Linked DNA regions of Homo sapiens: region 1 is linked to region 2. The links are chromatin contacts, found by Hi-C or POLR2A ChIA-PET in ENCODE. All regions are on one chromosome and are shown on one strand. The core of a region is the stretch at or near the end of the contact, and the rest is flanking DNA. Distances in the headings are between cores, read along the strand shown.

What was found. Hi-C counts contacts between places; a loop is a spot of excess contacts on that map. ChIA-PET counts read pairs that join two places held with the same protein, here RNA polymerase II (POLR2A). Pooled maps may share reads with other maps.
Region 1: a loop to region 2 is called in a map of PC-3, with 4 times the contacts of the local background. The contact joins the enhancer-like site here to the promoter of XIRP2-AS1 in region 2. A Hi-C loop is called at or near these places in 29 of 168 maps with a recorded cell type or tissue (Calu3, IMR-90, MCF 10A and 13 more), 2 of 37 single-sample maps with no recorded cell type and 15 of 50 pooled maps. POLR2A ChIA-PET finds 5 or more read pairs at or near these places in 2 of 52 experiments (BJ and naive thymus-derived CD4-positive, alpha-beta T cell).

The regions. Positions count from the first base shown.
Region 1 is chr2:167,179,940-167,182,639 of GRCh38, forward strand. The region is part of intron 3 of XIRP2 (xin actin binding repeat containing 2); the gene reads left to right. Among named protein-coding and RNA genes, the nearest start is that of XIRP2-AS1, 40 kb to the left of the region's middle. Within about 2 kb of position 1,377, at least 2 of the 41 ENCODE cell types and tissues checked have a DNase peak (open chromatin) inside an H3K27ac peak, as active enhancers do; they include PC-3 and mammary epithelial cell, where a contact is called at or near this core.
Region 2 is chr2:167,139,589-167,142,288 of GRCh38, forward strand. It overlaps XIRP2-AS1 (XIRP2 antisense RNA 1), which reads right to left and starts at 1,367. Exons shown (of 2, transcript NR_046665.1): 1 at 1,214-1,367. All of the region lies in intron 3 of XIRP2 (xin actin binding repeat containing 2), which reads left to right. RefSeq lists an enhancer at 704-1,903.

The DNA.
Region 1 (2,700 bases), core at 127-2,626, 40 kb after region 2:
CCTGATCAGAAATTTTTTATATATTCTAAAATATGCCTCTATATTCTTCATACATAAATAACAGAAAGTTGTCTACAAATAGAGTTATCTGTTCAAATCTATGTCCATTACAAAAACAAACAAACTTGAAACACCTTTCACTTAATATTCCACTGTTTCATAGTGCGTATCTTACTGAAGAACTCTGAGATCAGTTGTCTTTTTTCTTTATTCATTACTTTTTAATCTTTAAAATTCAAAAATTTATAAGGGCATATCCAGATGTCTTGAGCCTTTGGTTTTGTCATCTCAGATCTTACTTCACCTCAAAAACTTTTTCTTTCCTTTTAAATTTAATATTTATTTCTGTGCTATTTTGCTCTTTCCTCCTCTGAAACAGTTATGTTTCTTTGATCATACCTCTTCCTTCATATTAATCCTTATCTAGGTCTTCATTTTCATCTCTTTGATTTTGCTCCTGTGTTATGGAAAAATTTCTCAAAATTTTCCCCATTACATTGATTGAATTTCATTTTTATATGTGCTCTTTTCTGTATCAAGTGCCATTTTAATTTTTCTGTTGAATTTTGCATTTTTTGCAGTCTATTTTAGTCTTCACTGTTTTCGTTATTTTATTTCATTTTATTGTCTCCTTAATAACAGCTAATCCACTTTCATAGAAGCTTCTCTCCCTGAATCTTTTTGAGCACATCAAGAATGTAGCTTGTATCTTTGTGACTTTTTCAGGTATTTTGGAATAAACTAATAAACTTGATCAGTTCTGTGCCTCATTCAGTCACTGTCCCTTACCATTGTTGAGCAGTGCCTCTTTATTCTACCTTGTCCACTTACTTCACTTGCATTGGGTCTTCATTGACTGAGGTCCACCATTTCCTTTCAATAAGATGAGTACATTTTTCTTATTGTGCCATCACTAAATACTTGGATCCTGTAATTTCTCCCATTGATTTTTCTTTTCCTTCTGAATTATATCTAAAATCTTGAATTACTGATACTGTGCAAAGTTGCTGAATAGAATTATGACTTCTATCCTATACCTTACAATCCTAACTTGTGTTTTCAGATACAATGTGTAAACTTCCTTTTGTATGGTACAAACCATGAAATATTACAGAGTTCCACCATCCCTTCTCTAAAGCATTGTTCCCTTAAAAACCTAACAACACATCCCTATCTTTTCCTTTTCTCTTGAGAGACATGGTGTGTGCATAGGTATATAATGATGGGGTAGGGGTGTAGCAGAGGCAGGGCTGTGGCTTGGGCTGGTCCAGAAGATGTTTACACGGAATTGGTGAGCCCACCTAGTTTTGGTCAAAGCAAACTTAGACTGTGGAGTGAGTCCAAGCCTCTCTCTATTATTTGGGGAAACTATTTGTTCTTCTCTGACTCAGAGTTTGTCCTATGCAGTATGTCATCCAAAACTGTGATTCACGTTTGTTGCTCACAAAGATAACCACAATTGGAAATTCTGTACGAATTTCAGCATATCTTCTCCAACTCCTCTTCCTCTTTGTCTTCTTCAAATTCTTGTTTTTCTTCAAATTCTTACTGTCTCTCTCTCATTATTAGTAATTAATGTTATTTTTTATTTTTTAAATTATTTTAATTGAAGGTTGACAAGAAGCCTATCAAGAACATCTGGACCTGCACCATTTTTTTTAACAAGGAAGCTTCCTTATTATACCTTACCTTTTTTCCTCCAGAACAAATATCATTGATTCTCTATAGTTCTTTCATTCATTCCTGTCTTTATTGTAAGGGATATGTCTGATCAAAATTATATTTATAGGACAGAGATGATCCTTTAAACACTGACGTAACTAGTAAAGAACAGTTTTACTTTTATTTTTTATATTGGGAGCCAGATCATTAGAAATCCTACTCAGTGTGTGCTCCAGTGGTGAGTCAAGACGGTCCACATTTGGCTCATTGGTCAGGTGTTTATGCATCCCTGTTTCCCCTGGACCATCCCAGCTTATGCCATTATGTTGGCATAGTTATTAATGGTGCTTTCTTCACTCCCCAAAGCCCCCTGGCTTGCATGATAAATTTATCACGGTCGCTCTACTTAACACTATGAGATATGATTTAAATATGAGTCATATGCCCAAAGACCTTATTCATACTTTATTAATACCATGATATAATTTTAATGGAATTAAACTTGGACAAGTGTAAATTATACCTGATTAAATTTAACTGCAATTCAATTACTAATACCCTAATTATGCTTACATGACACTTGAATGGGTCAATGGGTCATGCTACCTACAAGGGTCAAAGCAGATTGCCAAATCCTAATTGGTGGGCTAGTGTTTTGTGTATGCTAGCTAATAATATGAAACTTTCATATTCATATGTTTGCTCTTTAATTCTAAAAACCTTAGATGGGCCCCATTGGGTCAGAATTACATATCAGATGACTGAACTACAGTTGTCCCAGCATTAAAGTTCCCATACCTCCCCTGATAGTTCGCTTTGCTACCATGCAGAGACAGGGCCTTGCCAGAGCCTACCTATTGCAGGCCTACACTAAGAATTTATTATGGGGAAGAGTTGATCCCTCTCAAAACATATCACCCAACGTAGTGCTTGTATAGAACTTTTAGATTAAGGTCAGGATAAATAATATCCCAAATAATCCAAACATGTAGAGTCAGCAGAAATGAATTCAATTCCCACTTTTGCTGATTATTAACT
Region 2 (2,700 bases), core at 117-2,616:
TGTTCTTTCAGTTTTCTACTGCTCTTTACGTGAGGGGATCCTTCCAGTCATTAATGTTTCTAAAATACTGTAGTATGTATATGTATTTGTGTGATTGTCATTTACATATCTTATTTTTTGTTTAAAATCAGACATTTTAGAGTAATGACGTCCAATAGAAACTTCTGTGATAATGATAATAGAAGTGTCCTATATCTGTGCGGTCCAATATGGTAACCACTAGCCACATGTAGCTATTATGCAATTAAAAAGTAGCTAGTGCAACTGACCAACATAATTGCTAATTTCATTGAATTTTAAGTAATGTTCATGTAAATCGTCATGATATTGGAAGCTGACATTCGTCCAATGAGCTGTCTACCGTTTTCATAAGAGTTGATCCAGATGCTAATTATTCATTTTAAGTGATCCTCTATCTGCCAATTTACCTTTATTAAAATGTATGTGGATAAGGAGAAAGTTCATGTTGGCAAAATAGATAAAAGGCAAATAGCAATAATTCACATATTAAAAACTTGTCTTCGAGAACTAGGGATGATCTCCTCTCTTTAGTATTTTCTGGTGATAAAATTAAGAAAAATATAATTTCAACTGTGTTCCCTTTTCAATGTGCTGATAAAGCAATAGTTTTATCATAGAAACAGAAATACTACTGTGAGGCTTTGCATTCTTTTTTCCATAACATCTTTTCTAGAGCTTAATTGTCTTGGAAATATGAATCCCCTCAGGTCAGAAGCAAACCTTTGTCTAAATACCTAAGATTAACAAAGTTAAATGAAATGGTGCAACAGGCTACTTTAAAATTAACAGCACCATTTCTTTATTAAAACAGGGCTTCTTTGGAAACTTCGGAGTAAATCAGACATTTAGTCACAGAGTAGTTCCAGCTAACACCATCGACACCATTTGTTTTGCTCTGCCTGAACTGTCCCCTCTAACGAGACTCAGAGGACAGGCTTTTATAACTGGTCTCTGGATACACGATGGTGGACCCAGGACTCCCAGCACCGGCTTCTGCTTCCGGACTTGCTTCCCTACCTACTGTACCTTATTTCATGCCCCAAATAATGTTATTTTAGTTCATACAGGAGACATTTCATTAGGAAAAATATTGTCAGTGGATCACCATCTAAAACAATTCTGTGGTGATGGCCTTTGTAAAATAAAGAATCCATTTTTTGTATCAGTAATCATCTCTAATTGATCTGCTTACCCAATTAAGTGTTTCTCTTTCTTACAGTCAGATCCACCTGCAGATTTTTGATGACTCCCACATGTTCCTTTTAGTCACTATTACAGTCAGTGAGTCAAAACACATTCCAGAGTTAAGTCATGGCCCAGTAAGAAGGGGCAGCTGGGAGTTTGCTATTCTGAGGACTGTGTAATGAAAGGTCTATTCATGAGGTCGTTCACGTGGTAACTATAAATCAGCACCTTGGAATGCTGGAAAATTTCCAAAATCCCAGGAACTCATTTTGAGCTTGCACGCGGTCATATTTAATTTTAAAACATGAGGCCATTGAAGAAAGATAACAACAAATTTAAGTATACCTTTAAAAAATCATTCATTCACTTTACTACCCTGAAATTGGAAAAAACTAAATATTATTTTTAATATTCTGACTGTAGAATGTCAGAAATGTGTACATATTTCTACCAAATATTTTTGATGTGCTGTTTTCATTTGCCCATTCATCTGTTCATTCATCAAACAAATAAGTATTGAGTGCCTATTTGTGGCAGGAACTATTCTAGGTGCTTGGAGACATCAATGAATGAAAGACAAAAAGAAAAAGAAAAAATCCTGCCCATGGAGCATATTTTCTAACAGGAGATCATACATTGGATGAAAAAATAATGAAGAAGTAAATGGTATATCGGAAGACAGCAAGTGCTATAGAAAACATAGGCCAGGATAGTGGGAATGGTGCATGATGGAAATTCCTAATTTTAATTAGGATGATGAGAATCAGCCACACGGGAAGGTGACATTTAAACTAAGACTTGAATAAGTAAATATTCTCAGTGCTTTGGGAGGCCAAGGAAGGAGGATTGCTTGAGGTCAAGAGTTCAAGACCAGCTTGGGCAACATAGCAACACTCCATCTCTACAAAAAATAAAAAATTAGCTGGGCTTGCGGCACATACCTGTAGACCCAGCTACCAGGGAGGCTGAGGCAGGAGGATCCCTTGAGTCCTGGAGTTCAAGGTTACAGTTAGCTAAGATCATGCCACTGCACTCCAGCCTGGGTGACAGAGCAAGACCCTGTCTCAAAAATAAAATATAGAAAAGAAAATATACATAGTTATATTTTGTTAAAGGCAAATGTATCTCCTAAGGTTTGAGGCAGAATATTCTCTGAATGATCCCAGGCCCCCTAGTTGGAGCAACTATATTGCTGATTTTTTGCAGTCACTTGAAGATAGAGGAAACATACCGCAGTAAAATCCTCATATCTTGCCACTGTCACCAATGGGAAGTGTGTGGAATCACTCCTACCCTGGTTTATCAGTCTGCACCTTGTGGATTTCTGATATTGTTCTATTCTGTTCTACAGGGAATAGGCCAAGAAAGGAGAGCAGAGGGCAAAAAGTTCAGGTAGAACCGCAGGGCTGACTGAGGGCTTGGAGCCCACACATGAGAGCCAAACCAGGAATTAGTTATTATAAGAAAGGTACAGGCCGGGCACAATGGCTCACG